Linked DNA regions of Homo sapiens: region 2 is linked to region 1. Evidence: read pairs that join two places in POLR2A ChIA-PET (ENCODE). Cell type or tissue: HCT116. All regions are shown on one strand. Links, peaks and the distances in the headings refer to the core of each region. The heading gives the core; the rest is flanking DNA. Region 1 overlaps LOC105370245 (a long non-coding RNA gene). Region 2 has its middle 38 kb from the start of MIR4704.

The links. ChIA-PET counts read pairs that join two places held together with the same protein. Peaks named below come from ENCODE experiments on the same cell type or tissue, not always from the same donor. Only the 100,000 strongest peaks of a DNase experiment are listed, where the experiment ranks them.
Region 2: POLR2A ChIA-PET joins it to region 1 with 8 read pairs; 2 of 35 experiments call an interaction of 5 or more read pairs at or near these places.

What each region holds. Positions count from the first base shown.
Region 1 is chr13:66,090,190-66,103,065 of GRCh38, reverse strand. LOC105370245 (a long non-coding RNA gene) reads right to left here. Exons shown (of 3, transcript XR_942035.1): 3 at 12,818-12,876. Among named protein-coding and RNA genes, the nearest start is that of MIR4704, 120 kb to the left of the region's middle. In HCT116, for the core only: no CTCF peak of the experiment used is centred there; no DNase peak of the experiment used is centred there.
Region 2 is chr13:66,174,055-66,186,930 of GRCh38, reverse strand. No RefSeq gene overlaps it. Among named protein-coding and RNA genes, the nearest start is that of MIR4704, 38 kb to the left of the region's middle. In HCT116, for the core only: no CTCF peak of the experiment used is centred there; a DNase peak (open chromatin) is centred at 5,853.

The sequences.
Region 1 (12,876 bases), core at 3,085-11,084:
CTAACTATTTAGTGAATTCACATTCAGGAAGAAGAATTATCTTTATATTGTCTCACTGTCCCCATCTGCTTCACTTTTCCTATAGAGAAAAGCAAGAAGACAGATGTAAAAGCAGGCATTCATTCTAGAAACATTAAATATTTAACAAAAATTGGATGCCAAGCAAGTTATATAGAAATTTGCCATTTACGTGGTTTTAACCACTTTTTATTTCTCAGCTACTGTTTTTTTGGTCTTTTTTTGATAGGCTTTTAATTATACCCATAAGAATGAAGTTACTTTGTATTAAACTTTGTCCTTAAATGACATTCTAAAACAATTTTAGTTTTCCTGAATAGCAGTTTCTTGTTCACTGTGTATACTACTACAAGACATATTTTTCAAGACCATATGATACCTATTATTAAAAGCTTATATGAATATTTTAAAATTGTATAGAAATATAAAATTACATTTTGAACATTATTTTAAAATTTACATATCTCAGTTTCTCAGATCCAGATTTTCTTACTTTTTAAATGTTCATATACATATTATTTACATAGATCATAATCTATTCTACATACTTTTACACAGAGATCTATTTTACATGACTTAAAATCCACTTGTAAAAGATATCATGGCTATAAATAAGACAATGAGGTTTTAAAAAGAACAAAAATATGCAGAGTTTTATAGACAAATGTATTTTCTCAAGTAAAACTAAATTTGGCATTAAGATTTTTCATAACCAAATGAATAGTAATACATGCCCTTGTTACATAATTACTTTTTTCCAGAATTAAAATCTACCCTAAATAAAAGATTTTCCATGAAATACATTTTGATAATGGAAATTTATATATATTGATAATAATCAATGATATATTGGGTAATATTTTTATGTTAACAGTAAACCGGTTTATCAGAAACAGATTTAATGTGGTAATCTTTACAGCTATTGCCAATGAAATTTGATATTATCATTATAATTAAAAGTAACATTTCTGGCCAGGCGCGGTGGCTCACGCCTGTAATCCCAGCACTTTGGGAGGCCGAGGCGGGCGGATCATGAGGTCAGGAGATCGAGACCATCCTGGCTAACACGGTGAAACCCCGTCTCTACTAAAAATACAAAAAAATTAGCCGGGCTTGGTGGCAGGCACCTGTAGTCCCAGCTACTTGGGAGGCTGAGGCAGGAGAATGGCATGAACTTGGGAGGTGGAGCTTGCAGTGAGCTGAGATCGCGCCACTGCACTCCAGCCTGGGCTACAGAGGGAGACTCCATCTCAAAAAAAAAAAAAAAAAAAAAAAAAGTAACATTTCCAAGAGTACTGGGAAAGTGGCATTGAGATTGATGGCTATGGGTTCTACTTCCCCAAGCCCAATGAAAATGAGACCATGCCTGGAAAATAAAAGCATAACAAATAAAATAGTTATGGAATTCTGTTAACACTGTTCTTACCTTCTATCGACTCAGTAAATATGGCATTATGATTAAAACCCTGGGGTTTGAAACTCAAAGTACTGGATTTTAGTTTATGTAGTTGTATTTACATTTTATGTTGGACACTTTAAACTCTTGGAAACTTTAATTTCTGTATTTGTAAGATTCCTGTCCCATGGGAGGAGTATAGGGATTAAATTAGAAAAATTTATTCTGAAGAATTATTTACAGGTATCAATACAAGTGGATATCAATAATGAAATGCATATATATGGTGAAAAATTACTATGGGGAATCATATCAGTAGAATAGGCAAAATTACTGGGGATAGATGATGCCTTGAAAGCTAGGAGTTGATAATGTACTGCAAAACTGATTCTACATTTAGTACATTGAAGATCACATATTTAACACAATGCTAATCACTATGCATATATGCGGGTACATATGTGTGTGTCTATCTGTATGCATATACACATACTGCATATATACATTTAACACCTGCAGCATTACAAAGTTACCAACTTATGTTTTGGTTCCAGAGACAAGTATTTATTTTTTCAAAACATGGTTTTTATTATCCTCTTGTCAATAAAAGTTATTATACAAATATATTTTTATATCTCAAATGGTGCTTTTCACAATGTTATTTATGTGACTATAATGGAAAAACAAGTTTAAAATTTAAAATTTAAAATTAATAAGAAATTAATAAGTTAAGGAATTCTGTTAATACTGATTCTTACCTTCTATCAACTCAGTAAATATGGCATTATGATTAAAACCATGTGGTTTGAAACTCAAAAGTACTGCATTTGAGTTTATGTAGTTGTATTTACACTTTATGTTGGACACATATTTCTAAACTTAAAATTATGTTGTTGTTTTTTTTAATTGGCCTTAGTTTATTTTAGTCTTTATTATCTAGATTTTCTCAACTACATGATATTATTCTTTTGTTTTAAAAGTGTTTATGTAATACAAGTCTTGAGTTATATAAAGGAGGCTTATACTCAATCATTAATTTTATTTAACACAGTTCATAAGAAAGCACAAAATTCTACTCAATCAAGTAAGTCAGAATTCATTATAACATTCAGGTCCACCCTAATCAATATATCTGCTCTGTGTAGCTTAATTATTCATATATACTGTACAAGCGAAAACTGATTCCAAAGCCTTGCAAGTTGAAACTGATGTCCAAGGAGGATAAAAACACACTCTCTGGGTGGTTTTGAAGGTTGAGGTTGGAAAGGGAAAAATAGGGCTGTTAATCATTAAAAATTTTAAAAAAAAGGTGCAATAGATGAATATGCTTACTTTGGCTACAATGACATTTGGTAACATTGAGAATTGTCCAAAATATAAAAAACATAATAGGTTACCAAGGCAAGTACCGAGTTAATCCTCTGGCTTTCCTGGTCTTTTCACACAGGCTGTATAAACACTTGTTGGAGACAGCGTATGGATAATTTAAAATTGATTAAATGGCAGAACTAGTTGATCTTAAAAGCCTCTACTTTTTTTTTTTTTTTTTCTGAGCCACAGTCTCACTCTGTCGTTCAGGCTGGAGTGCAGTGGTGCGATCTCAGCTGACTGCAACCTCCGCCTCCCGTGTTGAGGAGATATGCTCCTGCCTCAGCCTCCTGAGTCGCTGGGACTACAAACGTGGGCCACCACACTCAGCTAATGTTTTTTTTATTTTTTTTTTAATAGAGACAGGGTTTTGCCGTATTGGTAACTCAAACTCCTGGCCTCAAGTGACCCGCCTGCTTCACCTCCCATAGTGCTGGGATTGCAGGCATGAGCCACCGCGCCGGGCCCAAAGCCTCCACATTCTTATGTATTACAACCTTTCATCTTCTTATATGTAACTCTACCTTCCAGCCTTTATAAAGAATTGTCTCAATATCAGGAAAATGTATCTCCCAACTCCAGACTTGTCCTTGCTTCAGTCCATTTTTTATATTGTTTTCCATGTTGCTGCCAGAATATTTTCAAAACAATAATATGATTATGTCATGACTCTTCCCCCTGTCCTCCAAACTTTTATTTCACTTAACAGTTTTCCCTGCTTGTAGCACAATGCACACTAAAGCACATCTAACAAGGCCCTTCACCTTAAAGATTTATCACTTTTCCACCCATGCCATATGCTCTTCTTTCAGGCATGCTGGGCTAAATGCTATTTGCTGAACTTGTCATTCACTAACACTTAATAGTTTAGCTAGTTTATTCTCTCTGTACATTAGGCAAATTCAAAAGGATTCTTTAGTGCACTTGCAGCCTGTTACGTCTCTGAAAAGCTTCCATGACTACTTTTTATGCAGTTAGGCTTTTCTTTTGCGAGCCCCTTAATACTCTGTGCATGTCTTCTTTGTAGCATGCATTGCATTAAGATTGTTTGTGTATGTGTTTATTTACCTCCTTCAATATGAGCCTAGAGAGTAGGAATTTTTTTCATTCTTTTATTTCCTTATCTCAGCAGAATGCCATGCATATATGGTAAGTTGCCAATAAATATTTGTTAAATGACCAAGTCAATTTACCATTCCAATTCTTACTAATCTTCATATATTGGCTAATAATTAGGACTTTATGTAAACAATGGTTATAGATGGAATGATCGTGAGATTGTAATGTATAGGCCAAATAAAATTTTGTTCTGTGATTACAGTGCAGATAATCAGAGTTCTGTAAGATAAAATAAAGTTTAACATTAGTCTAAATGTACCCTTGGAAACAAATTAGGTGACTACTCAAGAAAGAGAAAGCTGAGTATACAAGGAACTATCGATAATTTACTAGGAGTGATGTGTACATGGAGGTAGTAAGCAGGAAAGTCTGGATAAATAAGAAACAAAAAACTAATTAGTTTCTTCCAGAAAATAAATAGAAAAAAATAGGAGACAAATAAGATGGTTGTTAAATGAGATGATTTCCATAGTAGTCTTCTAAAAAGCTTATACTTATTTTGTTCCATCTATCTATATATCTATCTAATCATCCATCCATCATCTATTCTTCTATCCCTATATAGGAGTATGACTTTTGAGTTGAAAAGTGACAAACATGATGAAACTTAAACAATTCAAAACAATATACATATAACTCTAAGTCTTATCCCATTGCCATACGACATTAATCTTCATTCCAAAAGAGCACAATTAACAGTTTTTATATGTATGTATAGTTCAAGAAATGTTCTAGACTCATGGAAACAGATATTTTGTTCTGCATAAATAGTGCATATTACACATACTATTTGCTTTTTTAAGAATTAATTTTAAGGTTATTCTAAACCAGTATATTTTGATAGAGTTTTTAATCAGTTGAATACTATTCTCATATATGATTGGGACTGTAATGATCTTCCTCAGTCTTTTATCAATAAAAATTGATTCCCATTGTTTGCTCTTCAAAATAGTGCTGCAAGAAATAGTCTTCTAATTGTGCCTAGCATATTTCTGTGAGTTATCTGTAGGTTTCATTTCTAGAAATGAAATTTTTAAGATTTATAATTACTACAATTTCTAGGTAAGCCTCTCCCAACATTTTCAATTGCAAGAATATATTGGTTGTTATCTCTTATGTTTGTGTGTGTGTTTTTCTTTATATACATACATAATCTAACAGTAATTCTGTAATTAGTCCTATTACTGAGTACATTTTTTATAGCTTTTAGTTATTCTCTTGGGTTTTAAATGTACACAGTCTTCAAATGTCAATGTTGCCTTATAGTTCCCAATTATATTTTCTTTTACTTTTCTCATTCCTGATTTAATAGAACTGTTTTATCATTAAATATGGTATGCTTTGGTTTTAAAATTATGTTAGGGAACTATTTATTTGAAAAAATTTTGTGAAAACACTTGAAGGGTGTTCAGCATAATATTGGGCAAAATTAAGTATTGTTTCTAAAGCTGTGTAGATTCTATGACAATTGAACTACTTATATGGTGAATTGTGTTAATAGAGTTCATAATATTGAACCTTTCTAGATACTCTTCCTTAGTCATGGTGTATTAGTCTTCAAAGTGTTCCAAGATTCTAAATTTTTAATATTTTATTTGAATTATTTTGGATTGATATTCATAAAGGAATTTGGTCAATAGTTTGTGAATACGTGTGCATTTATGCATGCATGAGCACTATCGTAGAGAATATACTTTTGTAAAATAAAATTAAGAGGTTTCCTTTTCCAATCTGTGCTCTAGAATAGTGTCAATAATTTTCTATTACTTAAATCTTTATAGAATTCACCTGAAAAATTCTCATTGTTGTCTTATTTGTAGAATGACTGGGAGTAATTCTTTGAAAATATTTCCAGTCCCTTATGCAGTAAATGACATGTTCATATTTCCAAGGTCGACTTTGTTTATTTGTAGTTTTACAGAAAAATCATTAATATAATGCAGGTTATCAATTTATTGACACAAAGATAAACAAAATATCCCTGATTGTTCTTTTTAATCCTCTTTACATGTTTACTTTTTTAGCCCCATTTTATTTACATTTGGGGTATTTTTGCTTTTTCCCATCCCAGTTTTCTTTTTCTTTTTTTCTTTCCCTTTTAGGTTTACTAAGCATTTTCCCAGTTTGTTTTCTTTAAGGTAACACTATATCTCTTTTTACATTAATAAATTCGTGTATATATATATATATATATATATATATATATATATATATATATATTCATTCATTCCTTTTGCTTTCCCAGTTATGTGCAAGGGTGTGTGAGTGAGTACAAAATATGTTTGGAAAGGCTAAAGAACAATAACAAAATGCACATTCAGGTACCACCACCAAGGCCTTTTACCTGTTCCTTACAATTAGTAACTACCCTAAATTTTGTTAATCATTCACCTGATTTTATTTATAGATTTTACTATCTTTGTGTGCTTCTATGAATAGTATATTCTATATATTTTTTTGTCGCAATGCTAGCCCAAGACTCCCTTCTCTGAGACATTCTTCCTTTTTCATGAACATAGCTAGCACCAGTTTGTGACTTAATAGTTTTATTAGCTAGTTACATGACTATTGAATTTTCAGGTTCCAACAGCCTTCTTCCAGCGTGCTCTCCCTCTGTCCTTTTCAGTCCAAACTGCCCTGTTTATGCTTGTAACATTCCAAAGAATCTCATGGGTCTCCTGTGTAAGTCACAGAGACTCACTCCATTAGACAGGAGGGCTCTTCCAAAGGACTTTTCAAGATAATTTCTTCTCTTTCTTGGTTTCTGCCGAGGTGACTGATGAGATCAGTGAATCATGTGCCTAATCACTTCAAAGACCCTTCTTTGTGACTCAATGCTATGACCTTTTATTCCTTCTGAAGCACTAGAAAAAGGTTGTCCAGTAACATACTTGGTTATCTCTCTAAAGCATGCTTTTTAAACAGTGAATATTCTTATTTTAAATTTTCTTCAGTCTGGATAGGTTGAAAATTCCCCTAATTATCAAGTTCCAGTTTTGTTTTACTTAGTCATTCTTCCCTCAATTTATCAATTCTTTTCTCTCTCTCTCTCTCATTTTATTGTAAACAGCAAGGAGAAATCAGAACACATCTTTAAAATTTGTAGAAGATCTAAGCTCTGTATCCAAGTTCATTGCTTACAAGTTTTGTTTTCCACATAAATGTAGGACATAATTCAGCAAAGATTGGCCACAATACAACGAGGATCCTTTTTTCCTCCAGTTTCCAGCAACATGTTTTTCAATTGCTTCTGAGGCTTCACCAGCACCACTTTTATTGATGATTTAGGTTTTCTCTAACAGGTTTTCTCCACATAATTCTCTTTGTACTCACCCTCAACAGGAGGATTTCATATTAACTACCAAAATTCTGGTTCTGATTATTTAGGTTTTCTAAAAAACAATCTTGCTTTCCTCTACTGTGTTCCTCACTTCCTTCTCAGCTATCTCCAGCAGAGTATTTAATATTCATTTTCTAATAACAGTCTGTTCAAGGTATACCATTTAAAATGCTTCTAACCTCTGGCCAGGCACGGTGGCTCACGCCTGTAATCCCAGCACTTTGGGAGGCTGAGGTGGGCGGATTACGAGGTCAAGAGATCGAGACCATCCTGGCCAATGTGGTGAAACCCCGTCTCTACTAAAAATACAAAAATTAGCCGGGCATGGTGGCGGGTGCCTGTAGTCCCAGCTACTCAGGAAGCTGAGGCAGGAGAATGGCGTGAACCCGGGAGGTGGAGTTTTCAGTGAGCCGAGATCACGCTACTGCACTCCAGCCTGGGCAACAAAGCGAGACTCCATCTCAAAAAAAAAAAAAAAAAAAGAAAAAGAAAAGAAAGAAAAAAAAATGCTTCTAGCCTCTATGCAGTACCCAATATGAAAGCCACTTCTGCATTTTTAATTATTTGTTAAGTAGCCCCCCATTCCAGTTACCAGAAATCTGTATTAGTTTCTTATAGCCACTGTAAGAAATTACAAAAGAACACAAATTTATTATCGTACAGTTCTGGAAGTTGGAAGTCTAAAGTGGTTCCACAGGGCCACATTCCTTCCTTCCAAAGACTAGAGAGAATTTGTTTCCTTGCATTTTGCAACTTCTAAGTGTTGCCTACATTCCTTGGCTTGTGGCACCTTCTTCCATCTTCGAAACCAGAAGCATAGTATCTTCCTTTCTTTCTAGACTTCCATTCTCACATAATCTTCCCTCTTTTTCTGAACCTTCTGTGTCCCTTTTACAAGAATTCTTGTGATTATATGGAGTCCACCTTTCTCAATATCATTAGTTCATTCATACTTTAAAGGTTTTTTGTACTATGTATTCTAGAAATTAGGACATAGGCAACTTTTTTTTTCTTTTTTTATTTTTGAGATGGAGTCTCACTCTGTCATACAGGCTGGAGTATAGTGGCACCACCTTGGCTCACTGCAACCTCCACCTCCTGGGTTCAAGCGATCTTCCTGCCTCAGCTTCCTAAGTAGCTGGGATTACAGGCCCCCCACCATCATGCCTAGCTAATTTTTTGTATTTTTAGTAGAGACGAAGTTTCACTATGTTGGCCATGCTGGTCTTGAACTCCTGACCTCAGATGATCTGCCCCCCACTTGGCCCCCCAAAATGCTGAGATTGCAGGCATGAGCCACTGTACCCAACTGGACATAGGCAACCTTGAGGATTTATTATTCGCCCTTCCCCAGAAGGGGAAAAATTATTGTCATTACCTGGTACCTATTTAATCACTATTTTGGAAGTATGGGGGTGGGGCAGAGGGAATGGGGACAATTTACTTTTATTTTACAGATTTCTGTTCCACAAAGAACCATGACTATACTTGAAAGACAAGAAACCACATCAACTGGAAAGCCTGGCCCCTGAAATGAATGCATTGCTTTCAGTAGGATTTGAAACTTTTTGTTTTTGTTTGTTTATGTTTCCTTAAGAAGGTGGCTGGTGAGTTCTATATATGGAAAAAAGAAAAAAATTATTGACACTTTTCACACACACATACAAACAATTATTGTAGGAGAACCAGATCGATAATCAGGAAACCTTTTCATTTTTGTGGGAACATAGGAATATTAAAATTTCAAGGCCCCCTTAATGTGATATATGTCACTTCCATGCTTATTCTTAAACAATTACAGCAATCTCTGGGTTTTCTCTATATTCTTTGGCTAAATGGATATAAAAGTTGAGTGGAGAATTCTGAGGAAGTCTTTGAAGATGATGCTGCATGATGCAAAAAGAGGCAGGATCCATTAATATAACTTACAAGACTACTCATGGAACACCTGACTGAACTATTGTCCTGACTGAAAATAAATTATTATTGTTTGTTTAGCCAGTGAGATTTCTTTTTACTTTTTAAATTTTGTGGGTACATAGTAGATGTATATATTTATGTGTTAATGTGAGATATTTTGATACAGATATGCAATGCATAATAATCACATCAGGGTAAATGGAGTATCCCTCACCTCAAGCATTCATCCTGTGTGTTACAAACAATGCAATTATACTCTTTTACTTATTTTAATGTACAATTAAATTATTTTTTACTACAATAACAAGCAAATTCTAGGTCCTATTCATTCTGTAGCCAGTGAGCTTTGTATAGTGGTTTGTTATCAAAGCTAACATTTCTTGCTCTAATATGCTATATTTCATTTTAGTATCAATTTTTCTTACCCAAATAGGGAAATGTTATTAATATTATTTTTTATTTCTAATTCTAACAATTATATATAAAAATCCTTTGGCTTTTCGATGTGCATTGCCATATTATTTGTGAATAATGACTTTTATTTATTTCTAATGCTTACCCCTTTCTTTTCTATAGAAGAATCTGAAGGTGTTTTTATTTCCGTTTTCTCTTATTTCACTGGCGAGGCATGCCAGAACTGTGTTGAATAGAAGTTATGAGTACTAATGGTAGGCTTCTTTGGGTTTTTTGATGTTAAATAAGATTAACATCAATATATGATATCCAATACAGTTTCACTTTTTTTTTTATATATAACTTTCATCTGATTTTTTTTTCAGGATAAGAAATTTCCCTTCTAATTTTAGTTTGATAAAAATACTTTTAAAAACAATAAAAATAAATGGAATTCTGCTAGATATTTAGTCATGCACTGATACAATAATGTATTTCTTCTTTTATTTGCTGTGGTAAATTCCATTCTGTGACTTTCTGTTTATCCAACTGAAGCAGGGTATTTCCCTGACCCCTTCACGGGACTCGCAACAGTGGTACCTCGTTTACTCAGCCCACTGCTCTCAACTCCTTGCGGGAGGGAGAGCACAAATGAGGTGGAAAGTGGAGTACACAAGGCTGGAACAGGCCTGCTGCGTCGGCACTGGCAGGAACAAGCTCCACGCAGGCCCACTGGCAGCATCCGGAGGGGGTGCCTCTCATTCCTGAAGCCCAAGAGGGCCTGTTACAGGACTCTTTTAGCTCTGCCATCTGCAAATGGCTTAAGTGTGAATAGCTCAGTGGGCCCTTTGCCTTTTAGTGTAAGGTGGCTGCCCTCCACTAGCGAGGGCAAAGGGCCAGTGCGACAGCCTTTTGTTTCCCCACTGTGGCTCCCGAGCTCTTGTCTGACATCTAGGAAAAATGAGATTGCACAAACAAATTGAAGGATGGTAAATGAGTGGGATTTTATTGCTGATAAAAGTGGCTTTCAGTGGGAAAGGGAGCTGAAAAGCAGATGAGAAAGGTAGGTAACCTTCCCCTGAAGTCCAGTCATCTCCATCCGGATTTTTCTACAAAGTTACACTGTTAAGCTCTCTAAAGTCAAGCCACTTCTTGCCAACGTCCAGCCATAGTCATGTCTACCAGCTGAGTCTGGGGTTTTTATAGGCATAGGATGTGGGGCAGAGCAGGCCATTGGTAGTTTAGGAAAAGGCAACATTGGAGCAGGAAAACAGGGATAGAGGTTCTCACTTTGGGCCACGGGTTTCAGGCTTTATGGCTTGAAGGTGGGATTTTGTCAGGGACCCACCCCTGTCTGCCTAGAATTTCTGAGCCTCCTGTCACTATCACAAACATCACAAGCAATCTGCTTTTTGGAATAAAGTCAACTAGGTTATGATGTATTATTTTTCAAATACATTGCTCAGTTTTATTTGCTTGTATCTTATTTAGAATTTTTGCATTCAGCATCATGTGTGTTTTTAGATGCTGGCATAATTTTTTCATATTATTAACTTTTAACATTCTGAGGCATCTGTTCATATCCCTTTTGCTCATTGTAGCTTCTTAATAACATTTCGAGGTCTGGAGAATCTGTAGTTATATCTCCTATTTCATTCCTAACATTGTTTATGTGTGCCTACTCTCCTTTTTTCTTGATCAGTCTCACCAGAAGCTTGTCACTTTTATTAGACTTTCAAAGAAACAGCTTTGGCTTTGTTGATAGCAAACATATGTTTGATTTCTATTTTATTACTCTCTATTCTTATCTTGACTGTTTTCCTCTAATTTCTTTAAGGTTTGTTTTACTGGTCCTTTATTAATTTCCTAGGAAATATGCTCTCTTCAGTTCATTATTTTTCTTTTCTAATATAAGCATGTATATAGAAATAAGTAAACTTTTTTTTTGTAAATTGGCTGATAGTGAATATCTTAACTTATGCAGGACATATATGGACTCTGTCAAATATCTTTACATTTTTTAAACCCTACTTTTAAACCCTTAACAAGTGTTCAAAAATTCTTATCCCAATAGCTGTGCAAAAACATCAATAGGCTGGCTTTGAGCAACAAGCCAGTTTACTGACCCTTGATTTGGCCTATTTCTCTTTAAGTAATATAACCTTAACTGATAAGTTTTGAAATATTTTTAATTAAGTTTATAAATATTTTCCAATTTCTAGTAGCACTGTGACTTTGACTCAAAAATATTTGGAATCTTTTTTCTTAATTTTGTAGCTTATACTTTCCTGGTCACCATTTTATTTTTAGTAATCTATTTATACTCTCTGTAATACAGATTGTAATGTCCTTCCGAGCCCTTGAAATTTGTTGAGGTATATTTTACAGTAAGTGAATATTCTATATATATTTGAAAACAGTATGTATTTTGTATTAGATTCAGTGTTCTATAGGACCTATATACCTTGTTAATTTTCTTAGACAGATTCTCTATGCATTCATCTAAATCTCTATTCTACCATTTTTGTAGGTATTGTTAAATTCGTAGATGATAATCAATGTAACTATGTAATTTCTATAAATTTTGCAGCTATGCAGCATTTGAATGTAATTTTTTAAAGTACTGATAAATATGTATTTGTAGCATCTCATCTTGAAGTTTTCATTTATTGTGTGTGTGTTTTTTTTAAGTTGTTTCTGGATGGAGATTTATTTTGATTTACCATTCTTTGGATACTTATCCTTCTTGAATATGTAGGTTGGCGTCTTTTATCAGTTCTTGAAATTTTTCAGTCATTATCTCTTCGAAGATAACCTCTTGGAGTATAATGGGTAAAGGATAAACACAACAAAATTGAATATGAGTTTATTGTTCAAACTGGAAATAGATAAATCATTATTTATTAGATTATATATTTGTGTATTTAAATATTTTATCATAAGCAGTTTTTAAAGCTGCTTAAGTTTTGGTTTTTGTGTATGTCTAGAGTATAACAGTGTTTTCATATGAAATGTTATTAGAAGAACATTATGACTGTATGTCAGATACCATGGTAAAAACTAATTTCAATTACTATTTTAATTTTAATTATGCTTCAGGACATGAATTTGTATTAATAGATCAAAGAGGAATAACATAGAATGAATGAGTTAAATGGTCTCAATGTCAAATAGAAAAAGCAGAATATTAATAAAAAGTAATCTAGCCAGAGTTGCTTATCTAAAGACATTTCTCTATAGCACATCTTGAGTTTTACCTTTTCTTCTTTCCTTTCTTCTTCATCATCAGGCTTACTGAAAATAACAGCAAGTTGCCAGATAA
Region 2 (12,876 bases), core at 2,787-10,786, 84 kb before region 1:
ACTATGATTTTCCAGTGACAACGAAGTTTTTAGATGAAGTTAATGGCCAGTTATAAACAGCAGAGGAGCAGAATTTTAGAAAATAATTAATATAGATTATATACATGGATGAGGCTTTTTAATGCAAATTTCTAAAAATATAAAGATTAATACATGAATTTTATAATTGAATGACGGAATCAAGAGCAGTGAAAAAATTATTATTTGGAAAAAACTGAAAAAATCTTTAGCTTGGTTAACAGCTGAACAATAGTGGACAAGGGGCGATGATAAGCCTGCTTATTTAAAATACAAGGGAAAATGGCCCCATATAAATTCATCTACGAAATGCAAGCATAATGAAATAATCAACACTATTCAAAATTGCTTTGAAAAGACTGTCTCAGTATGGGACAAGGCAACTTAAGGAATAAGGTAATTTATCTGTAGGTTGAAACTTGAAATGGAAGTTTGGTTAGAAGAAGAAAGAAAGAAAAGTAAGTAAGAGAGATTAAAGTCAGCAGTGCCAATCCAAGATCTTTTGCTAAAAGTAGTTTGGATCTAGTGTATATCGGTCTTTTCCCAATTCACTTGCCAGAGTCCCGCACACATACACTGAATCAGAGTTTTGGGAAGTGAGACTTGGACATGGACTTTTGAAACACCACTCCAAGTGATTTTGATGTTCACTACTTGAAAGAATTACAGATGTAAAATATTTGTATATTTAGGTGGTGGAGTTGGATATGTTTTAAATGAATTTACTTAGTTAACTTTCTGATTTTTTTTAAACATAATAATATTTTGCTTTTGCTTATAAATTTAATTGAACATAAAAATGTTTACTGAGTATCTGCTATGTGAAGAATGAGAACCTGTATTTATAAAACACATTTTGAATTTTTCTCAATATTTTACTGTGAATCTGTTATCTCTTTTCGAAGAGAAGAGGCATAAAAAGAGGTTCAAGACCTTCCAACAAGCATGCTCAAATCAATAGAATGGTCTGGGTTTATTTTATAGACAGCAAATATTTTTTAAAAGGAAAAGAAATCAGTGCACTTTATCCAGAGGAAGAAAATGGATAACTATCTTATTGCATTATTAAATCAATAGTGCTAGGATAAGGAATACAACCACCAGCATATAATATTAGGGATTACAGATTAGCTTTAGATATACTCAGTGTGCTTTTGAATCCAAAATTTTGTATTTCAACACTAATTTCTCTCCTGAGCTCTAGTACCAGAGTCACCACAGTTTAAGTGATAATTCGATTTATATAGAGTTCTCAATATTAATATGACCAAAAGATTGTTTCTCAAAAAGCTCTTCTGGCCCCTCTTCCCCGTTTTAGTAGAGGTACCACCTTCACTAGGTTGCTTGGACTAAAAACCTAGTCGTCAACCTTGACTTCTCTTTCCCCTAAACTTAAATCCAATTTATCAGGAATTTTCATCTACTTTTGAAACCACCTTTGCAAAATTATGACTGAGACAGAGAAAGAGATCTAACTTAACTGACTCCATCTTGCTTCTAACCTCCAAGCTGTCCTTGTTTATTCCTGGGTATAGGCTGAACTAACTTTGGGAGAAACTTAGTTTATAGTTTAAAACAAAGACAATGACAGCCCTTTTCCAAAGCAGACCTCTTTCTTGCCTGGGGACTAGACTGCCTTTGTAGTACTAACATTAGCCATGAGTTAGAAATTATGCATTAAAAGTCATGAAGCTGGAGGTTACAAGAGTCTAACCCTCCCTAAACTGCTCCTTAGATCAGTGATTGAGATATTTTGCAGACTTTTGATCCATCTGCACTTGATGGATCAGCTGGCACCACCCAGACTGATAAACTGGCTCATCTGATCTTGTGGCCCCCACCCAAAAACTGACTCAGTGCAAGAAGACCACTTGGACTCACTATGATTTCATCTCTGACCAATCAGCCCTCTCGGCTCACTGGCCTCCCCCCCAGCCACCAAGTTGTCCTTAAAAACTCTGCTCCCTGAATGCTTGGGGATACTGATTTGAGTAATAATAAAACTTTGGTCTCCCACACAGCTGACTCTGCATGAATTACTCTTTCTCTATTTCAATTCCCCTGTCTTGATGAACTGGCTCTGTGTAGGCAATGGACAAGGCAATATCGAGTGTCAACTTGAGTGGATTGAAAGTTGCAAAGTATTGTTCCTGGGTGTGTCTATGAGGGTGTTGCCAAAGGGGATTAATATTTGAGTCAATGGACAGGGAGAGACAGACCCACCCTCAATCTGAGTGGGCGCCGTCTAATCAGCTGACAGTGCAGCTAGAATAAAGCAGGCAGAAGAATGTGGAAGGACTAGACTTGATGAGTCTTCCAGCCTTCATCTTTCTCCTGTGCTGGAGGCTTCCTGCCCTCAAATATTGGACTCCAATTTCTTCAGCTTTTGGACTCTTGGACTTACACCAGTGGTTTGTCAGGGGCTCTTGGGCCTTTGGCCACAGACAAGGCTGCATTGTCAGCTTCCCTACTTTTGAGGTTTTGTGACTTTGACTGGCTTCCTTGCTCCTCAGCTTGCAAATGGCCTATTGTGGGACTCAATTTGTAATTGTGTGAGTCAATACTCCTTAATAAGTAACCCTTCATATATACATCTATCCCATTAGTTCTGTCCCTCTAGAGAACCCTGACTAATACAGATTTTGGTAACAGGAGTGGTTCTAGAGGAACAGAATTGTAGGGATGTATTTCTTTAGTTGGTTTTAGAGCTTCTGGAATTGGCTGCTTAACATGTTTAAACCCAAAAATCCTAAAGACTACTTCTAATAGTATGGAGAACATCAATAGTCCTTGGTGTGAACTGTTTAGAGAATTATGCAAAATAAGTGCATTTGAAACTCCTAATTCACCACTCATGAGAGGCAAAGAGTTTAGTGACTCTATACATAATACCTTTGACCACATGTGGAGAACCAAGGGATAAAATGAAGTTGGTTGGTTGCTCCTAAGTTCATCGGACAAAGTGATGAAATAAAATAATGAACTCAAGGATTCTAACTCCTTCCTTCAGGAGCACATACTGAGCCTCAAGTCTTCTAAGATTACCCTGAGTGAGAGTCTTGTCTCCTGTAGACGAAGGGCTGAAATTTTGGAAAATCAGATACAACTTCTCATCAAGAGAGTGGCTGACCTGCAATGACAGGTGCACGCTCAGTCTCATCAGCTCTCTCATTAAAGTGAAGGCATTGACTTCACTTTAGAAAAGAATGAGATCCTGCAACTTGGAATGGGGACACGTGGGAGGACCCTGATGAAGCTAGAATCACAGAGCTTGTAAACTCTGATGAGCTTTCTCTGCCAGAGGAAAGAGCCTCCCCACCCCTAGTGGTGGCAACATTTCCTCCTCCACCCATATGCCATCAGCCCTTCCACCTTTGCCTGAGGAGATTAACCATGCACTGCCTGAGTCAACAGTGTTAGCCTCCCCTGAGGCAGTGGCCAGGTAAGACAATGATGATTCTCTTCAGGACCTACCCCCAACACGGCTATTTGCTTTTAGACCTGTAACTAGACTCAAGTTCTGGCAAGACCTTAGAGGTGAGGTTCAGAGTGCGACCCATGAGGTGTGCTACACTCAGAAAGAACTGCTAGAGTTTTCTAATTTATATAAGCAGAAATCTGGAGAACAGTCATAGACTGAATATTAAGGGTGTGGAATAATGGTGGAAGGAACATAAAGTTGGATCAGGCTGAATTTCTTGATATGCACCCATGAAGCAGAGATCCTGCATTTAATGTGGCAGCTCAAGGAGCTGAAAAAGGTTCTAATACCTGGGAGGTGGAGGTTTCAGTGAGCTGAGATCACCGCATTGAACTCCAGCCTGGGCAACCAGAACAAAACTCCATCGCAAAAACAAAACAAAACAAAACAAAACCAAAAAAGGTTCTCATAATTTATCCACTGTGAGAGAGCTGGAAATGCCTGGTCTCCCTTGGTTTAATGTAGAGGAAGGGACCCAAAGGCTTAGGAAGATTGGAATGCTATAGTGGATTCATGACCTTAGATCTACTCATCCCAGCTGGGATGGTCCAGAAGACACACCCTTTACCAATACTTTGTGAAATAGATCTGTGAGGGGAGCACCTGCATCCTTGAAGAGCTCTGTGATTGCTCCTATCTGTATACCAGATCTTACAGTGGAAATTGCAGTCACTCAATTAGACAATTTAAATGCAATGGGAATAATTGGATCCCAAGGTGACAGGGGCCATGTGACAGCACTCAGTCATCAGAGGCAATGTGGACGTAGTTACTGTGATGAACAGCAGAGGCAAGGCAGCAATCAGAATAGTCTGACTCATGTAGAGCTCTGGCATTGGCTAATTAATCACGGTGTTCCTAGAAGTAAAATTGATAGGAATCCCACTGCATTCTTACTTAATTTGTATAAGCAGAGAACTTCCAGGTCAACTGGAAGAAAGGCTAATTTCAATTATGAAAATAGAGAATCACAGCCCCTCAATTTCCAGACATGAACCAGTTTATACACCCAGAACCCTTTGAATGAAAGGGAGGCTGGATCCCTTAAAGAAGGACCCAACTCCACTACCAACAATTTATACTGTTAATCTTTTCCAATCCTTCCCAAGGAGACCTCCAGCCTTTTACCAGGGTAACTGTGCATTGGGGAAAGGTAAATGATCAGAACTTTTTGGAACTATTTGACACTGGCTCTGAGCTGATATTGATTCCGGGGGACCCAAAATGTCACTGTGGTCCTCCAGTTAAAGTAAGGGCTTATGGAGGTCAAGTAATTAATGGAGTTTTAGCTCAGGTCCAACTTACAGTGCATCCCCGGACTCATCCTGTAGTCATTTCCCTAGTGCCAGAATGCATAATTAGCAAAGACATACTTAGCAGTTGGCAGAATCCCCACATTGGCTCCCTGATTGGTAGGGTGAGGGCTAAAATGGTGGGAAAGACCAAATGGAAGCCATTAAAGCTGCCTCTACTTAGAAAAATAGTAAATCAAAAACAATATCACATCGCTGGTGGGATTGCAAAGATTAGTGCTACCGTCAAGAACTTGAAAGATGCAGGGGTCGTGATTCCTACCACATCCCCATTCAACACTCCTACTTGGCCTATGCAGAAGACAGATGGATCTTGGAGAATGACAATGGATTATTGCAATCATAAGCTTAACCAAGCAGTGACTCCAATTGCAGCTGCTGTACCAGATGTGGTCTCATTGCTTGAACAAATTAACACATCTCCTGGTACCTGGTATGCAGCCATTGACTTGGCAAATGCCTTTTTCTCCATTTCTGTCTATAATGCCCACCAGAAGCAATTGGCCTTCAGCTGGCAAAGCTAGCAATATACCTTTACTGTCCTACCTCAGGGATATATCAACTCTCTGGCTTTGTGTCATAATCTTGTTCACAGGGATCTTGATTGCTTTTCTCTTCCACAAGATACCACCCTGGTCCATTACATTGATGACATTATGCTGACTGAAACCAATGAGCTAGAAGTAGCAAACACATTGAACTTATTAGTAAGACATTTGCATCTTACCAATGTATGGGAAATGGGAAATAAATCTGACAATGTATGGGAATTACCCATGCCATTAACAGTGTATGGGAACGGAAAATAAATCCAACTAAAATACAGGGAATTTCTACCTCAGTAAAATTTCTAGGGGGTCCAATGGTGTGGGGCCTGTTGAGATATTTCTTCTAAAGTGGAGAATAAGTTGCTTCATTTGGCGCCTCCTACAACCAAGAAAGAGTCACAATGCCTAGTGGGCCTATTTAGATTCTGGAGGCAACACATTCCACATTTGGGTGTGTTACTCAGGCCTGTTTATTTGAGTGACCTGAAAGGCTGCCAGTTTTGAGTAGGATCCAGAACAGGAGAAAGCTTTGCAACAGGTCCAGACTGCTGTACAAGCTGCTCTGCTACTTGGGCCATATGATCCGGCAGATCAAATGGTCCTTGAGTTGTCAGTGGCAGATAGCCATGCTGTTTGGAGCCTTTGGCAGGCCCCCATAGGTGAATCACAGTGGAGGCCTCTAGGATTTTGGAGCAAGGCCCTGCCATCTTCTGTAGAAAACTACTGTGATTTTTAGAGACAGCTCTTGGCCTGTTACTGGGCTTTCGTAGAAACTGAACGTTTGACTGTGGGTCATCAAGTCACCATGTGACTTGAACTGCCTATCATGAACTGGGTGCTTTGTGACCCATCTAGCCATAATATTGGGCGTGCACAGAAGCATTCCATCATCAAATGGAAGTGGTATATACGTGATCAGGCTCAAGCAAGTCCTGAAGGCACAAATAAGTTACATGAGAAAGTGTCTCAAATGCCCATGATCCCCACTCCTGCCACCCTGTCTTCTTTCCCCCAGCCTACATCAATGGCCTCATGGGGAGTTTCCTATGATCAGTCAACAGAAGAGAAGACGAGGGCCTGGTTTACAGATGGTTCTGCATCATATGCAGGCACCACTCGAAAGTGGACCGCTGCAGCACTACAGCCCCTTTCTAGAATATTCCTGAAGGACAGTGGCAAAGGGAAATCTTCCCAGTGGGCAGAACTTTGAGCAGTGCATCTGTTTGTGCACTTTGCAATGAAGAAGGAATGGCCAGATGTGTGATTATATACCGATTCATGGGCTGTAGCCAATGGTTTGACTGGATGGTCAGGGACTTGGAATAAGCATGATTGGAAAATTGGTGACAAAATTTGGAGAAGAGGTATGTAGGCAGACCTCTCTGGTCAAAAACTGTGAAGATATTTGTATCCCATGTGAGTGCTCACCAATGGGTGACCTCAGCAGGGGAAGATTTTAGTAATCACTGGATAGGATGATTCATTCTGAGGACACCACTTAGCCTCTTTCCCCAGCCACTCCTGTCATCACCAAATGGGCCCATGAACAAAGTGGCCATGGTGGCAGGGATGAGGTTACACATGGGCCCAGCAACATGGACTTCCACTTACCAAGGCTGACCTGGCTACGGCACTGCTGGGTGTCCAGTTTGCCAGCAGCAGAGACCAACACTGAGTCCTCAATATGGCACCATTCCTCAGGGTGATCAACCAGCTGCTTGGTGGCAGGTTGATTATATTGGACTTATTCCCTCATGGAAAGGGCAGCACTTTGTCCTCACAGGAACAGACAGTTACTCTGGATATGGGTTTTCCTATCCTGCCTGCAATGCTTCTGCCAAGACCACCATCCATGGACTCACAGAATGCTTTATCCACCATCATGATATTTCACATACCATTGCCTCTGACCAAGGCACTCACTTTATGGCTAAAGAAGTGTGGCAATGGGCTCGTGCTCATGTAATTCACTGGTCTTACCATGTTACCCATCATCCTCAAGCAGCTGGATTGATAGAATGGTGGTATGGCCTTTTGAAGTCACAATTACAATGCCAACTAGATGACAATACTTTGCAGGGCTGGGGCAAAGTTCTCCAGAAGACTGTGTATGCTCTGAATCCGCATCCAATATATGGTACTGATTCTCCCATAGCCAGGATTCACGGGACCAGGAATCAAGGGGGTGGAAGTGGAATTGGCACCACTCACCATCATCCCTAGTGATCCATTAGCAAAATTTTTGCTTCCTGTTTCCATGACATTACTTTCTGCTGACCTAGAGATCTTAGTTCCAGAGGGAGGAATGCCAATGATTCCATTAAACTGGAAGTTGAGATTGCCACCTGGCCACTTTGGGATCTTCCTACCTTCAAATCAACAGGCTAAGAAGGGAGTTACAGTGTTGGGGACTATCAAGATGAAATCAGTCTACTACTCCACAATGGAGGTAAGGAAGAGTAAGTGTGGAATACAGGAGATCTCTTAGCGTGTCTTTTAGTATTACTATGCCCTGTGATTAAGGTCAATGGGAAACTATAACAACCCAATCCAGGCAGGACTACAAATGGCCCCGACCCTTCAGGAATGAAGGTTTGGGTCACTTCACCAGGTAAAAAACAATGACCTGCTGAGATGCTTGCTGAAGGCAAAGGAAATACAGAATAGGTACTAGAAGAAGGTAGTCATCAATACCAGCTACAACGACATGACCAGTTGTAGAAATGAAGACTGTAATTGTCATGAGTATTTCCCTCTTATTTTGTTAAGAACATGTTTGTTCATGTATACACTCGTAATAAGAAAATATCTTCATTTTATTTCCTTTCCCCTTTATCTTGTGACATACGATTTATTGACTTCATATCAGCATTTGAGTATTGCTAACTTTGTGTAACAATATTTAGGTTAAGGATTAGTGTGCTTCTGGTTGTACAAAGGATAGCTGTATTATGCTAGGCCTAATTATGACCTTATTATTGCCTTTATTTGAAGATTACGTATGATTTCAGGGGATGTTTATGGGTTCAAGTTGACAAGGGTGGACTTGTGATGGTTAATATTGTCAACTTGATTGGACTGAAGGATACAAAGTATTGTTCCTGTGTGTGTCTGTGACAGTGTTGCCAAAGGAGATTAACTTTTGAGTCAGTGGACTGGGAGAGGTGTACTTACCCTCGATCTGGGTGAGCACCATCCAATCAGTTGCCAGTACAGCTAGAATAAAAGCAGGCAGAAGAATGGGAAAGGACTGGACTTACTGAGTCTTCTGGCCTTCATCTTTCTCCCATGCTGGATGCTTCCTGCTCTCGAACACCAGACTCCAATTTCTTCAGCTTTTGGACTTGTGGACTTATACCAGAGATTTGCAAGGAGCTCTTGGGCCTTTGGCCACAGACTGAAGGCTGCACTGTCGGCTTCTCTACTTTTGACATTTTGGGACTCAGACTGGTTTCCTTCCTCCTCAGCTTGCAGACGGCCTATTGTGAGACTTCACCTTGTGACTGTGTGAGTCAATACTCATTAATAAACTCCCCTTCTTATATACATCTCTCTTATTAGTTCTGTCCCTCTAGAGAACCCTAACCCACTATCCTAGCCTAAAACACCTTTATGTCTCCGAGAATTGCTGCAATAGCCAAACTTGTCTTCCTGCATCTACTCTTCCAACAACATAAAGTCAGTTCAGGAAAGTGACAGTGTGTTCCTGTAAAACTTGAAAGTAGTTCATATTGCTCCACTGTTCTAAACCCTGCAAGTGGCTTCCAAAAGAATTTAGAAGTGGGACTCCTTTTACGATCTACTTGACTTTACCTAATACCCTGTCAAGGCCCTTGATTTCAACTCTATACATTCTTTTCTTCCCTCCTTCTCTTCCATCTATAGCCAAACTTGGTCTTAGGGGCCTTGTTCTCACCATTCCCTTTGTCTGTAAAGATATTCCTACAGAAATCATTGTGCTTCACTCCCTCTTGTCATTTACATCTCTGTTCAAATTTACTTTCTCAGAGATGCGTTTAACCATTCTAAGTCAAATAGTCCTCCCTCAAGTTACTATCAAGCTCTTCATTTTGCTGACTTATTTTCATTACCTGAAATTACATGTTTCCTTGGTTATTTGTTTAAAATCTGTTTCCCTCATGAGATTATATATCATAAAGCCAAGACTTTTAAGATACTGAATTAACTTTAATTTTTTTAAATTAAAATTTTATTTAAGTTTGCAATTATAGCTTTAAGCTGAGGGTTTAGAACCTGTATATTATGCAAAAAAATTAACTTTTTAAATAAGTGCATTGGAAATAAAGAATGTTATACAGTGCTTTCATTCCAAAATATCAGTCACATTTTTTATGATGTCTGAATTGCCTAACCCTTGTGAGGCCCTTTCATCTGTTCCGCATTAATTTTCTTATTTACAAGCACTTTATTGACAGTGAGAGGGCAGATACTCAAAGCCCTATTCTTTATCATTCATCCTCTCCTGTGAAATTTGGCACCACTCACCTGTTCAAACTTTTGTCCTACCTGGACTCCTAGACTTTTCCTGATACCCTTTCCCTGCAACTGACACCAGATTAGTAAAATGTGGGGATCAGTTTAGGCTTAATGACCAGCTAGGAATTCCGTGGGGACTACAGCAGCTGTCTTAGAACCATTTAAATTTTTAAAGGTTTTCAATCTTTTATTTTACACCTATTAATTTTGGACTCTTTGTTTATTTATAACTAAATGAAAATCCAACACTCCTTCCCTCATTTTACCCCCCAAAACGGAACACATTGAGATCACTGCTGGCATTCAAACTTAATTAGGTCAGGCGCAGTGGCTCACGCCTGTAGTCCCAACATTTTGGGAGCCTGAGGTGGGTGAATCACTTGAGGCCAGGAATTCTAGACTAGTCTGCCCAACATGGTAAACCCCATCTCTACCAAAATACAAAAATTAGCCAGGTATGGTGGCACGTGCCTGTAATCCCACCTGCTCGGGAGGCTGAGGTAGGAGAATCGTTTGACCCTGGGAGGTGGAGGTTGCAGTGAACTGAGATCACGCCACTGCACTCCAGACTGGGTGACAAAGGGAGACTCCATCTCAAAAAAAAAGTTTCCTTAATCACTGACTTTCAAGTCTTACTTCTCAATATTCTCATATAGACATTTTAGAATATCCCAATCAGAAATATTCTGATATTCTAAATTGACCTATAAGAAATGTTTTCTGGGCATCTAATAGGTAGAAAAATCACCAGATACAGGATAACAGATTGATGAAAGAAAATTTTAAAAATTAAAACAAACACACATTTTTATAATTCACTAGAATGTGAAGGAAGTTGTGGGTGCATACATGAATAAAACTGGTCTTGAGATGATAATTTTCAAATTGAGTAATAGATATATGATGGTTTAATATTCTATTTTCCCTCCTTTATATACATATAAAGCAGATATATACGTAGGTATGTGCAATTAATTGGTTCTCAGTTACCCACTTGATACTCATATATTCTAAATGTTAAATAGAAGGGCTTTAGAACCACTACATGTTTACTTATATTACTATCTACACAATTGAATGAATATTTATCTTTGCATTTGTATGTTTTAAGTTAGGTAGCCCTTGAAATTCACCATTTGTAAGAATGTATATGATTTTGTATGCCATATGATATGCAGAAAAAATTTAAGAAATCAGAATTACTTGGTAAATATTTTTAGGTGTTTGCCTGAAGCATTGGGATGCACTTACAAGGAATGTTAAATCATAATATTGTCTCAGAATGTTTTCATTTGTTTTAATTAGGTAACAATTATTGTTAAGTCACATCACACTCTGGGGAGTGTTGTGGGGTGGGGGGAGGGGGGAGGGATAGCATTGGGAGATATACCTAATGCTAGATGACGAATTAGTGGGTGCACCACACCAGCATGGCACATGTATACATATGTAACTAACCTGCACATTGTTCACATGTACCCTAAAACTTAAAGTATAATAATCAAATAAAATAAAATAAAAATAAAGGCAAAATCTTCAAAAAAAAAAAAAAAACAATTATTGTTAAGTCACTAAAGAAGTTTCAAAAATGAGTGATACATTTAAAGATAAGGTAAAGTTCTTACCTGCATATGGTTTATAATGGGAAGAAAGAAAATGATATACTACTGTGTTTAAATAGGAGGATGGGGAGAGAAGGAGAAAAAGGGAAGGGATATCCATGAATATTTATAAAATAATAGGGACTCTACTCAGTGGCTGCACTAATTCCCTAGGGCTTCCTTTAAAAAGTCACACAAACAGCAGCATTTGGTTGTTTTATAGTTCTGGAGTCTAGAATCCCAAAATCAAGGCATCGGCAAGGGCACCTTCACTCTGAAACCTGTAGAGAGATCTTTTTCTTGCCTCTTCCTAGCTCCTGAAAGATTGCTGGCAATCTTTAATATCCTTTTGCTGGCATTTGCCTAACTTCAATCTTTGCCTTTGCCCTCATTTGGTGTTCTCCTTGTGGTCTCTGTGTCTTCTTTTATAAGGGTGCCAGTCATATTGGATTAGGGGCCTATCCTACTCCAGTATCGCCTCATCGGAATTTAACTATTCCTATAGGTAAAGACCCTATTCCTATTTCCGAATAAGTTACTGGGGGTTAAGACTACAACATCCCTTATTTTTTTTTCTTTCTGGTGGGAAGAGCACAATTCAACTATAACAGTGGCTTATGGGAAATATTAATAGAAGCTTATTAATTGGATGGAAAGATTACATGACAGTAGATATACAATAAAAGTTTTCCCAAATGAGTAAAACTGTATAGATGTATCTTGAGTAAAGTAAGAATATTGACAGATGGAGAAACCAAAGATTTTGTTTGGAAATCTGTGATTAATACAAGTAGACTAGAGAATAAGATGTGTTTGGATATCAGAAGGGGAAGGATGAAAACTTGAGTTAGGTGTATTTTAAGAATAGACTTCATTATCAGAACAATGAAAAATGGTATTCAATTCTCTAGATCATGTATAATCTATACATGCTACATAAGAGGTTGATGTGACTGGATCTGTGTGTAAAAGTCAAATCAATGTAGTAGCATTTTGTTGCTAAGTTGGAATGCATAGAGTGCAGGCAGCTGGAGTTAAGTCCAGGTTAGAGAAAAGACACCCTGGATAAAGTTATGGAAATGGCAATTAAAAGAAAGTGCCATTTTTTAAATCCATAATTGAATTTCTTTATAATAGAATTGAAATAAACTATTCATTTTTATTCCAAGCACATTTTCCTTTTTGTTTAAAGACAAATGACAAAACTCATAAGTCATTTTCCAACATTTGGTGTTTATATTGTCTCTGGAAAGATTCACACCAATTGCGTCAAAGCAGTTAACTTAAAATTATTGCAGATGTACTGTAGTTGGAGATCACGTTATTAAACTTAAAGAAGTTCCGTCTTCCTATATAGTGTTAAACTTTATTTTGTAAAAGTTGCAGTTTAAAAATACCTTTTTTGTTTTTATACGAAG